2 separate regions of the Homo sapiens genome follow, and region 1 is linked to region 2. A link is a contact called in ENCODE Hi-C data. All regions are on one chromosome and are shown on one strand. Each heading gives the region's core, a stretch centred on a gene start or an enhancer-like site at or near the end of the contact. The rest is flanking DNA. Distances are from core to core; before and after follow the strand shown. Region 1 holds the start of MDM2 (MDM2 proto-oncogene). Region 2 holds the start of RAB21 (RAB21, member RAS oncogene family).

What was found. A loop is a pair of places that touch in the nucleus more often than their neighbours do. Pooled maps may share reads with other maps.
Region 1: a loop to region 2 is called in a pooled map, with 14 times the contacts of the local background. The contact joins the promoter of MDM2 here to the promoter of RAB21 in region 2. A Hi-C loop is called at or near these places in 7 of 50 pooled maps.

Annotation. Positions count from the first base shown.
Region 1 is chr12:68,804,935-68,810,944 of GRCh38, reverse strand. It overlaps MDM2 (MDM2 proto-oncogene), which reads right to left and starts at 2,768. Exons shown (of 11, transcript NM_002392.6): 1 at 2,454-2,768; 2 at 1,653-1,737. The coding sequence starts at 2,467. It also overlaps the pseudogene SZRD1P1. RefSeq lists enhancers at 1,791-2,180, 1,280-2,479 and a silencer at 2,681-3,070.
Region 2 is chr12:71,750,558-71,756,919 of GRCh38, reverse strand. It overlaps RAB21 (RAB21, member RAS oncogene family), which reads right to left and starts at 2,057. Exons shown (of 7, transcript NM_014999.4): 1 at 1,632-2,057. The coding sequence starts at 1,790. RefSeq lists enhancers at 1,166-1,355, 1,996-2,285 and a silencer at 1,736-2,015.

The DNA.
Region 1 (6,010 bases), core at 1,519-4,018, 2.9 Mb after region 2:
GCAATGAGACAAGATCTCGCCATTGCACTCCAGCCTGGGCAACAGGAGTGAAACTCTGTCTCAAAAAAAACAAAAACAAAAACAAAAAGGAAAGGTGCCCAGCCTCACCAAGAAACTAGAGAAAAATGAATTTAAACAATGGTACAGTACCTTTTATCAAAAAAATAGTAATAATAATAAAAGAGGCCAGGCGCAGTGACTCACGCCTGTAATCCCAGCACTTTGGGAGGCCGAGGCGGGCGGATCACCAGGTCAGGGGATCAAGATCATCCTGGCTAACATGGTGAAACCCCGTCTCTACTAAAAATACAAAAAATTAGCCGGGCGTGGTGGTGGGCGCCTGTAGTCCCAGCTACTCGGGAGGCTGAGGCAGGGGAATGGCGTGAACCCGGGGAACGGAGATTGCAGTGAGCCGAGATTGTGCCACTGCACTCCAGCCTGGGAGACAGAGCAAGACTCCGCCTCAAAAAAAATAATAATAATAATAATTAAAGATTGGTGATATTCAGTATTGGCAGGAGTGAAACTGTTAGAGCCTTTTGGTGAGCAAGTTACCAGTAGCAATCAAATAGTAAAATTGAGAACTCAGGAGTTCTAATTCTCTAAAATCTTTTTCTTTTCTTTTTTTTTTTTTTAGACGGAGTTTCGCTCTTATCGCCCAGGCTGGAGTGAAATGGCGCAATCTTGGCTCACCGCAACCTCTGCCTCCTGGGTTCAAGCGATTCTCCTGCCCCAGCCTCCTCAGCAGGGGATTATAGGCGCGCGCCACCATGCCCGACTAATTTTTGTATTTTTAGTAGAGACAGGTTTTCACCATGTTGGCCAGGCTAGTCTTGAACTCCTCATCTCAGGTGATCGGTCCGCCTTGGCCTCCCAAAGTGATGGGATTACAGGGGTGAGCCACCGAGGCCAGCCTATAATTCTATAAAATCTTTCTTACAGAAATAGTCACACGGGATGCATGTACAAAGCGGCACTATCTGTAATACTCAAAAACAGGAGGCAATTTTTAAAAACCTATCAGTAAAGGCATAAATAATTTTTAAAATGGTATACTCATGCTGTGGAATACTATGCAGCCATTAAAAAGAATTCTGTAGACTTTATTTATTGACAAGGATGCAAGTCACAGAACAACTACAGTTTCATCTTGTTAGTACAACAAACAGGACAATAACATAGATTTAAATTCAAATGTAAATATATGTGGGTACGCACACAAAAAATCTAAAAGGAAACATGGAGCAAAAAGCCTGGAATTTTCAGGTTTTACTTTAAAATTTCTCTAATGACAAAAATCTTTAAAACAAGCACGAATAACTTTTTTGACTTTTAGAAACCATTTTTAAAAATTAAATACTGGGAGGTCAAAAAGGAAAAAAAAATCAGTCACGTAACAAACGTAACTTCAACCACGCTTAACAATGTAATGGAACTAATTTTTAAAGCAAATGTGGCAAATGGCTAAAAAAATACTGACCAGTTCTTAACAGTTTTTAACTCCACGCAGTTACGCCAGAGGTAGCACACTTTAAGCTATGCACATACAATTTTATTTACAGAGCCATGCTACAATTGAGGTATACGAAATTTAGTTTATCACTTCATAAAATAAATTATTCTTAAAAGTTACACGAGACAAAAATACTAACCAGGGTCTCTTGTTCCGAAGCTGGAATCTGTGAGGTGGTTACAGCACCATCAGTAGGTACAGACATGTTGGTATTGCACATTTGCCTACAAGGAAAAAAAAGACACGATGAAAACTGGAAATCATGAAACATCTGTGGAAAATACATCATATATAAAGAACATAAACAACAGTTAAAACTAAAGCTACAAGCAAGTCGGTGCTTACCTGGATCAGCAGAGAAAAAGTGGCGTGCGTCCGTGCCCACAGGTCTACCCTCCAATCGCCACTGAACACAGCTGGGAAAATGCATGGTTTAAATAGCCCCAGCTGGAGACAAGTCAGGACTTAACTCCTTTTACTGCAGTTTCGGAACGTGTCTGAACTTGACCAGCTCAAGAGGAAAAGCTGAGTCAACCTGCCCACTGAACCGGCCCAATCCCGCCCAGACTACGCGCAGCGTTCACACTAGTGACCCGACAGGCACCTGCGATCATCCGGACCTCCCGCGCCGAAGCGGCCCCGCAGCCCCCGGCCCCCGTGACCTTTACCCTGAACTCCCGCGGAGACCTCCGAACCACCCCCACCCCCACCGCCGCGAGAGCCGTCCGAAATCCCGCCCTCCTCCCTGGCGGCGACTGCCTAGCCCCAGTCCAACAAAACCTCCGCAAAGCCACGTGCCCCATGCCCCGCGCCCCGCGCCCCGAGCCCCCAGCCACGAACCGCACAAAGGCTGCGAACGGGCAGAGGCTGGGAACCAGCGATAGAGGGGACACCGTCAGAGCCCAGACCCAAAAGTGACCGCTCGCTGCCGGGCCAGTACCTGCTCCTCACCATCCGGGGTTTTCGCGCTTGGAGTCGGGGGTCCCTCAAGACTCCCCAGTTTCCTTCACGGGGCGCGCGGAAGCACGACGCCCTGGGCCTCGGGGATCATTCCACTCTCCGGGCCAGGGCACTGGGCGCTCGTACGCACTAATCCGGGGAGGGACGGTGCTCCTGGCTGCGAAAGCAGCAGGATCTCGGTCAGAGGGGTCGCGGCCGCCCCTCGGGCTCGGCTTCTTGCTCCATCTTTCCGACACACAGGGCCACACAGGCCCCAGAAGCAGCCAAGCTCGCCGCGGTGCCTCGGTGCGCGCCCCCTACCGCCCGAGGGGAGCGCGCGGGTCGTCGCGGCGCATCCGGGCATTTGTGCGCGCGCACACAACCGGCCCCGCTTCCGCCAATTGGGTCCGGGGCTCGGCCGCACCACCTCCGGGATGATGGAGTGGGGGGTGTCGCCCCGCGGGCGCGGCGGGCTGTGAGGCGGGGTGGGGGTGTTGGCCGCGAGCTGAGAGGGTGGGGCTCGGCCTGGCGCGGAGCCAGCAAGGTTTGGCGCTGTGACACTCCTTTAGCCGTTGCGCTATGTTTGTATTTCTTGTGTTTACACTTCCCGCCCGCGGTGGAAACTGCGACAAATGCGGATCTCCGTGTCGCTGTTACCAAAAAGAAACCAAAATTAACAGCTGTTTAATATATTAAGCCCACTCCACCAGCCGCTGGAGTTGTACCCAAATGAGTTATTTTAAGGCCTGTTTTTAAAAAAGATTAAAAATAGCACTTAAGGCAGGCTTATACACCGGTGCATACAGCTGTTCTGGTTGGAGAACGAAGATGCTGGTTACCGTTGGCGGGGAGGGGAGCGGTTACTCTGCGCTTTTAGAATGTTTGGGTTTGGCTGGGCGCGGTGGCTCACGCTTGTAATCCCATCACTTTGGGTAGGCCGAGGCGGGTGGATCACTTGAGGTCAGGAGTTCAAGACCAACCTGGCCAACATGGGAAACGCCGTCTCTACTAAAAACTACAAAAATTAGTCGGGCGTGGTGGCGGTCACCTGTAATCCCAGCTACTCTACTCCGGAGGCTGAGGCAGGACAATCCTGTGAACCCGGGAGGCAGAGGCTGCAGTGAGCCAAGATCATGCCATTGCACTCCAGCCTGGGCGACAGGGCAAGACTCTCAAAAAAACAAAAACAAAGTTTGGGTTTGTTAATCTACACATTCATTATCATTAAAATATATACTTATATATTATGCACTCATTCTGACTCACCTACTTTCCCACAGAGATGTGGCAAAAACGTTTTTGATGCGGTCTCATAAATTGAGGACATAAAGAATTGAGTTAGCTAAACCCAAAAACACAGCCATTGCAAAGAAGGAACACGTTTCTTCTCTGGCCAGTAAGTGATTAGCTCCTTGTGAACAAGGACCTTTTTTTATAAAGTTATATCCTTCCCTTCTGCAGCTTTTTTTTTTTTATAAAGTTATATCCTTCCCTTCTCCCGCTTCCCAGCCTACCAGAAAGGAAACTTCCTTAAACATAGTGGTCACTCAGTTGATTTAAGTTGATTGCCAATATTATTAACTTAAGAGATTTAATATGTGGCTTTTAAAAAGATAATCTCATCTTCATCAGATCATATACAGTGGGGTTTCTAATAGACTCAGTGCTTGACCCTGGATGAAAGAAAATCTCAAGCAGTGAGAAAATGTAAGCATGAAAAGATAAGTGATAGGCTGCGCACGGTGGCTCACGCTTGTAATCCCAGCACTTTGGGAGGCTGAGGTGGGTGGATCACGAGGTTAGGAGTTCGAGACCAGCCTGGCCAAGATGGTGAAACCTTGTCTCTACTAAAAATACAAAAATTAGCCGGGCCCCGTGGCGGGCGCCTGTAATCCTAGCCACTTGGGAGGCTGAGGCAGAAGAATCGCTTGATCTCGGGAGGCAGAGGTTGCAGTGAGCGGAGATCGCGCCACTGCAGTCCAGCCTGGGTGACAGAGCAAGACTCCATCTCAGAAGAAAAAAAAAAAAAAAGAGATAAGTGATAGAGGTTGATATTTGTTAAATATCAAGTGAACGAATGGGTTTGTGCTATAAAAGTTCAGAGACAGAATTAATTGCTTAGTAAATGCTGGAGGCAGTTCACAAAGGCCTCAGAGATCACACATATTTTGTGTCTTGAAAGATGGTGAGACTTAAATAAAAGCAGAGAATATTCCAGGCACAAGAAAATTATCAAAAAATACAGAAAGGAAAATATAAGAGGACTGTTTGAGATACAATAAATAAATCCGTTTGACTTGCATGAAAGTCAAGAAGAAGTTTTAAGAACTTGGAGTCTCCTTAAATGCCAAGCAAGGAAATTTGGGCTTTCGACAGAGTAGACATTAGAAGCATAAAAACAAGTGATTTGCTTCAAACTGTATTTTAACAGGACCACCAAGAGTAGATTCAAACTCAGAATAGTCGGGCCGGCTGCCTTCTGGACCGACTTTCCCCCTTCTCATTGGCCTTGTGCTTTGAAAAAATTATCTTGACAAAATTATTAGAGCAGAAAAAAAAAGGCAGAACTGATAAGATTAGTCCTTTTCTAATGGAACCAGAAAAGAAGGGTCAGAAATGAAGGCAGAAGGGAGAAGCGGGGGTGGGGGAGAGAGAGAGAAGTAAAAAGGATTCACTCAAGAACCTGGTATTCAAAACTACGTGTACCAGCACTACCACAGCAGTATGACTCAGTGTCCACCTAAAGCATGATGATACTGCTTACCAAAAAAAGTCTGGAGGGAATGAAAAGTTGGGTTAGTTTTAAGTTATGGGTCACAGAACAGAATTCGGTGGTAAAAAGCTTAGGCTGGGAACAGAGCTTGAAACAGCAAAGGAATGAGAGGAACGACCAAAAAGCCAAGGACCATATAGTGATGTCTGAAAAATCAGAATCAGGTAATAATATTGAATACTGCAAAAGTCAGAGAAAATGTGGAAATAAGAAAGCAAGCGATCTGGAAAGTGGCGAGTAAGATGGAATATGAGGAGGTTGCTGAGAGCTGGGAGGAGACGGCAGACAGCGGGGAAATAGACGTCTGGAAAAAAAACTGAAGATCACACAGAAAGCAGGAAATTCAAATCTCCCAAAGTGCCCATTGTGATTCAGGATGATAATTTTCCCCCGGGACCCCCTCCACAGGTCCGCATCCTCAAGAGGCCCACCAGCAACGGTGTGGTCAGCAGCCCCAAGTCCGCTAGCAGGCCCGCCCTTCCAGTCAAGTCCCTGGCACAGTGGGAAGCCGAGTACACCGAGGCCAGGAAGCGGATCCTGGGCAGCGCCAACCCGAGGAGAAGCAGGAGAAACCCATCCTCGATAGGTCTTCCTCTGATCTTCTTCCCTTCAGGCCAACCAGGATCTCCTAACCCGAAGACAGCAGACAGCCCAATAATGTGATCAGACAGCCTCTGGGTCCTGATGGGTCACACGGCTTCAAACAGCGCAGATAAATGCAGGCAAGAAGAGATGGCGCGACTGCCGCGTCAACGCGTCCTGGGTCGTCCGCCAAGGGTTGCACT
Region 2 (6,362 bases), core at 808-3,307:
TCAACTAAACGTTTTTCCTCAGCTGTAGGGCTATCCACTAAACTATCCACTTCATAGGGTGTTATAAGAATTAAAGCAAGCAGACAGAAAGCAAGCAAAATAATCAGCACAGTAAGAACTCACTAAATGTTAGCTATTGTTACTACTTTACCTAAGTAAATCTCTAAACTTCCAAATGATCCTAGGTATTTGTCCAGTGAATTTTCTTGATCTAAAACACCAGGCTCTCACTAATGACACTGAACAATAACAATTCATTATTAAAATTTTGTCAGTGTTCTGGTACAAGGATTTTTTAAAAATGCAGTTTCCTGGCACTCACTTTTTCAGATATGCTTTACATACGAGTAAAATCAGAGGAGTAAAAATAGAACATGGAATCAGAGCCAGAGCGTCTTGTAAATTCTAGACTCAGTAGTTTAATAATAGCATCAAACATCCAATGTCACAACAATTAGGAGATTACGCATTCTATTAAGTAGTGTCGATGTTCTCACATACTACACATTTACTAATTAAGACCTATTGTGCAAGTTGGGGCGGTAATTAAAGGCAGACAACTTACACTGGACCAGGTCATCAGTGCTTTTTCTGTATATTTATCCTGACAACCCTATGAGCTAGATACTACTATTATGGCCATTTTAACAGAAGAAACAGGCACAGACAGGTTAAGTAACTTACCCAGTATGACACAGCTAGTTAAATGGATGGAGGTGAGACATGAACCTGGACAATCAGGCTCAAAAGTCCACTAGACTTTACTGCCTTTGACCAAATTGGTAAGTCAAATTAGTAGGATAAATTTCTCCTAATAACATCAAAACTGATTTCTCTGGGAGAGGTGGGGTGAGTACAACTCCCTCAAAGGCCTGGCTTCACTCTCAATCAATGATAACATTTTAACACCTTTCCAATGTACCTGTGGAAGAAAGCCGACCTTTTATTTTACAGGTAAAGAAACTGAGTAACAGCAGCGGCTTTTAGTCTGGGGACCAATTGTTGGCCAGTATTCACTTGATGTTTCAGCGTGGGTCAATCGACCTCGCAGAATATGAGTGACCCGCAAGTCAGACCCACGCAGGCTGCAATGAAACTGCGTAACACGCCTAGGCAAGCGGTCATTTCAAAAAACCTCCAGAGATGGCTCTTTTGCCATTCCTGTTACTCAGGACAAAATGGAACTTGCATAAACACTTAGTCATCAGTAAGCGCTGAAGTTACAAATCACCTAATTCGCAAAATCAAATACGCAGCTAAGTTCCTAATTCTGAAAGAAAGAAAAGGAGCTAACATTTGGAGACTGCAACACTGACACCTGGGACCCAGGAACTGCAGTAAATGGGAAAAAACAGCCCACGGACGGAGACCACAACGTGCGCAGCCACCACGGGGAACACTGGGGACTTTTCAGGGCCCTTCCACTTCCCTCCCAACAGCCTGTCCTCGCGTCTACAGGCTGCCCCGACCTGGTGATTCCCCAGGGCGAATTCGGAAAGGTAAACCGAAGGCGGAGATGACAGGCCTGAGATTTGCCAGCCTACATCCAGGGGACCAGGGCGGCAAAGTTTCCCCAGCCCCGGAGGGGTAGGGGCCCTGAGGCGCCCCCTCCCGCTCCCCGAGGTCCGCACCTGCAGAGTGGTGATGTGCTTGTCGTTAAACTTGTTCTCGCAGTAGCGCAGCACCAGCGACGTCTTCCCCACGCAGCCTTCCCCCAGCAGCACCACCTTGAACGAGTAGGCTCGGCCCGCCGCCGCCGCCCCGCCGCCGCCGCCGCCGGCCGCAGCCATCCCGTCGCTTCCCGGCCGCCCGAGCCCGAGTGTCGCGCCGCCCTCCCGACAGCCGCGGCAGCGCCTTCACAGCCACGGCCGGCTCAGCCCCCACCGCCCCGGCCCCGCCGACCCGGGCGCTGTCCCCACGCCCTCCTCGGGCGAGGCCTGGAAGGGCTGAGGGAAAGTCCGAGAATGAAGGGCCCCAGCCCACCACGTCAGGCACCGGAGGAAAAGCGAAGAACGATCCCTCTCTGCCTCCCTCTAATGGCGTCTCCTTCCTCCTACGTCACACCTCGGGTCACGTGAGCGCCGGTGCCGGGGCGGCCCCTGCGACTAGCCCCAGAAGAACGTGCCTGGACGTGGGCGGGGCTTCTGGGGCATCTCCCGGGGTGGAGCTGGATGTGAGTCGAGCGCCTACTGGCAATCTAGGGCAGAGCCCCGCCGCTTGCGAGCCACCTCTGCTTTTCAGTTGGTGGGAGCCAGCGGGAATAAGGAACCAGGAATTTGAGGCGAGCCCAGCTCTGGTGAAATGAAGGGCAGAACTTCATCGTTTTTGCATGTTCACAATGCTAATGATCTGTCACACCAGAGGTCACTGTAAACCATATCTGCCAAGGTGCCCTTGAATCTCTCTCTGTGGGATCCCGAATCATAGCGCTTCCAAGTTCCTCTGACCGCCTGGTCAACTACTCCATCATCTTTCAAGTCTCAGCTTAAACCGCGTCCCTGACCACCCAATCCTTCCCCCATCCTTCCATTCCCCCACCTCACAAAATTAGGTATTTCTTACCACCAGTATACCTCCTTTACTAGGGCTTTACACACTCCATGGATATTATTAATACTTTGCTAAGTGTTTATCGACTCTCATTAGACTATAGGTTTGTTGAGGGCAAGGTCTGTATAAGAGCTGCCCACCTTTGAATTCCTAACCCCAAGTGCTCTTCAGTTTTTCTGACTTTCATGAAGCCTCTGACGTTCCATGGTACTCCACCTTGAGGTGGCTTGTTCGATGATTGCTTGTTTTTTCTCATCTGCATCCCCATTCTTTTTTGTTTGTTTGTATTGTTAGTTTTGAGATGGAGTATCGCTCTGTCGCCCAGACTGGAGTGCAGTGGCGTGATCTCAGCTCACTGCAGTCTCTGCCTCCTGGTTCAAGTGATTCTCCTGCCTCAGCCTCCCGAGAAGCTGGGACCATAGGCGCCCACCACCGCGCCCCGCTACTTTTTGTATTTTTAGTGGAGACAGGGTTTCACCATGTTGGCCAGGCTGGTCTTGAACTCTGACCTCAAGTGATCCACCTGCCTCGGCCTCCCAAAGTGCTGGGATTATAGGTGTGAGCCACCACGCCCGGCCTGCCTCCAAGAAACCATACTCCTCCAAGAAATCATACTAATATTTCTGAAAATTTACTGGAAACCTGGTGTCAGGTAAACATTTTTTTAAAAATCAAACTTCTTTCACACTTCAAACCAGGTTAAAAAAAAAAAAAGAGGCCGGGCGTGGTGGCTCATGCCTGTAATCCCAGCACTTTGGGAGGCCGAGGCGGGCGGATCACAAGGTCAGGAGATCGAGACCATCCTGGCCAACATGGTGAAACCCCATCTCTACTAAAATACAAAAAATTAGCTGGGCATGGTGGCACAAGCCTATAATCCCAGCTACTCGGGAGACTGAGGCAGGGGAAGCGCTTGAACCCGGGAGGCAGAGGTGGCAGTGAGCCGAGATCGCGCCACTGCACTCTAGCCTGGCGACAGAGGAAGACTCCGTCTCAAAAAAAAAAAAAAAAAAAAAGAGAGTCGGTTAATTCATTCAACAAATATTTAAATGTGCCCACCATATGCCAGGCACTGTGATCAACAAGATAAAATGTCTCTGTCCTCACAGAGCTTACATTTTATCAGGGAAGACAGACATACTCAATTGTACAATAAATGCTTTCATCTTGATGAAACAGTTCAGAGTATCTTGCAAGCATATATGAGAACCCAACTGATTTAGCATGCTAGAGAAGCTTTCCCTGGAGAAAGTTATCTTTGGGTAAGAGTAACCTAGTCAGGAAGGACAGGAGAGCTCTGCAAACAGAGATAACAGCATGTTCAATGGCTTTAGATAGGAAGGAGCATCTAAAGTTGAGCAACTGTAAATGTGACTAGAATTTAGGGAGGAAAAAAAAACTCCAGAAGAGACCATGAGGAAGTTGGGGATCAATACTGAAAGGGTCTTTAAGCAAATGAAGGATTTTCGTAAGATGACTGACATAATCAGATTTGACCACTCTGGCTATCATTTGAAAAGTGAATTGGAGAAGGATAATATTTTAGATTTGTTTAGAACCAACCATTAAAGAGACTCTATGTTTTATAAAATATCCTCATGATTGTATCTAAAGATATATTTTCCAACTCTCTCCTCCACATTCCTCCCCTTAGGGTCTTTGCACATTTATAGACACTTCCAGAACTAGAAAAGAACTTCATTTTGAGAGAGCACCTTCCATTGTTCTTTCTGAGCACTTCCTCATATTGGATTGAAATCTGCCTCTCTTCACCTGCAATTAATTATTTCTGTTTATATTTATACATTATATATCGAATCCCTATTCCCTATAAACATATGAAGAAGGCTGTGTGTTCTTCCTTTAAGCCTTCTCCTTTCTTCTTTTTGATACAGCCAATCCTTTCAACAACTTTTCAAATTGTGTGCATTTGATTATTTAACAGCTTGGTCATCTTAGAAACTAAATGCATTACTTTGCATTTATCACTAAATCAAAGCAATTAAAAATTTTTTTATTGTAAAACAAAATAATTTTTTTGTGAGACAGGATCTCACTCTGCTGCCCAGGCTGGAGTACAGTGCCACAATCACAGCTCACTGCAACCTCAACCTCCTGGGCTCCAGCAATCCTCCCACCTCAGCCTCCCGAGTAGCTGGGACTGCAGGTGTGTGCCACCACACCTGGTTAATTTTTTAATTTTTTTTGTAGAGACGATATCTTGCGTGTCTTGCTGTGTTGCCCAGGCTGGTCTTGAACTCCTGGGCTCAAGCAATCCTCCAGCCTCAGCTTCCCAAAGTGCTGGGATTACAGGTATAAGCCACCACACTCAGCCAAAATAATTTTCGAAGTTAAAATAAGTTTTTACATTTAGCTTACGTTGACATTTAAGAAGGTAGTGCAAGTTTTCATGGGTTACAATAAGTAGGTTGGCATACTTTTGAGCACAGAGTGGGTAAATATAGATGTAAATTGTAATAGGCTGATAACGGCCCCTAAAGATATCAGCTCCTAGATTCCGGAGCCTGTAGATGTTACCTTATTTGGGAAACAGGTCTTTTTGATTTAAGTTAAGGATCTTGAGATGGGGAGATTATCTGGGTGGGCCCTAACTGCAATCACAAGTATCCTTATAAGAGAGAGGCAGAAAGAGATGCTTCACACCCAGAAGAGGAGAAGGCAGTGTGACCATAGAGGCAGATTATGGAGCAATGTAGCCATAAGCCAAGGAATGCTTACAGCCACCAGAGCTGGAAAAGACAAGAAGCCCCTAGAGCCTCTGGAGGGGGTTCAGCCCTGCAGATATGCTGATTTTAGCCTAGTGAAACTAATTTTGATTCCTGACCTCCAGAACTAAAAGAGAATAAATGTGTGTTGTATTAAGCTACCAAGTTTGTGATCATTTGTTACAGCAGCCATAAGAAACGTACTTAAGTATGTTGTGAGAAAACAAGTAGCCCATAACAGTCAAAGCATTGAAAGAGATTCAGGCCAATTCTGGGATAGATTCTACGCCCTTAAGAATTTAGGTCAGTCTTAGAGTCAACTATGATTGGTCTGTATAAACTTAACACGGACTGCCACAAAAAAAAAAAAACACTAGAGCTCCAGTTCCTCCGTAGAGAAGAGCTGCAAAAATATGGGGACACTTCAGTGAGTGCATAACTCAAAACATATTCCTGAATGGTGAGGACTGAGGCATGATAGGGTGCAAATTCATGTAGCTCCTCTTCCCCCAGTAAAAAACAGGAATAATTATACAGGTGAAATCAAGTTAACAATGAACATGCAGCACAATATCAAATGGGGAAAAATTGTTGCACAGAGGTAAAATGCAGCTTTAATTCTGTAGGCGGGAAAGAACAACCTCACCCATTTTGTGGTGGTTATAAAGTTGAGTTTATGGACTACTTATAATGTATATGAGACCTAGTTTTTGGAATGACTCTTCCTTTCTCCCCCTGTTCTTGCACTACGTTTGTGAATTAAGACCAATGTCCTGGGCCGGGCATGGTAGCTCATACTTGTAATCTTAGCACTTTGGGAGGCTGAGGCAGGAGGATCGCTTGAAGCCAGGAGTTCAAGACCATCCTGGGCAACATAGCAAGATCCTGTCTCTACAATATTTTTTGTTTTGAGACAGAGTCTCACTCTGTTGCCCAGGCTGGAGTGCAGTGGCACAATCTTGGCTCACTGCAGCCTCGACCTCCTGTGCTCAAGTGATCCTCCCCCCTCATCCTCCTGAGTAGCTAGTACTACAGGTACACACCAACATGCCTGGCTAATTTGTTTGTATTTGTAGAGATGGGGTT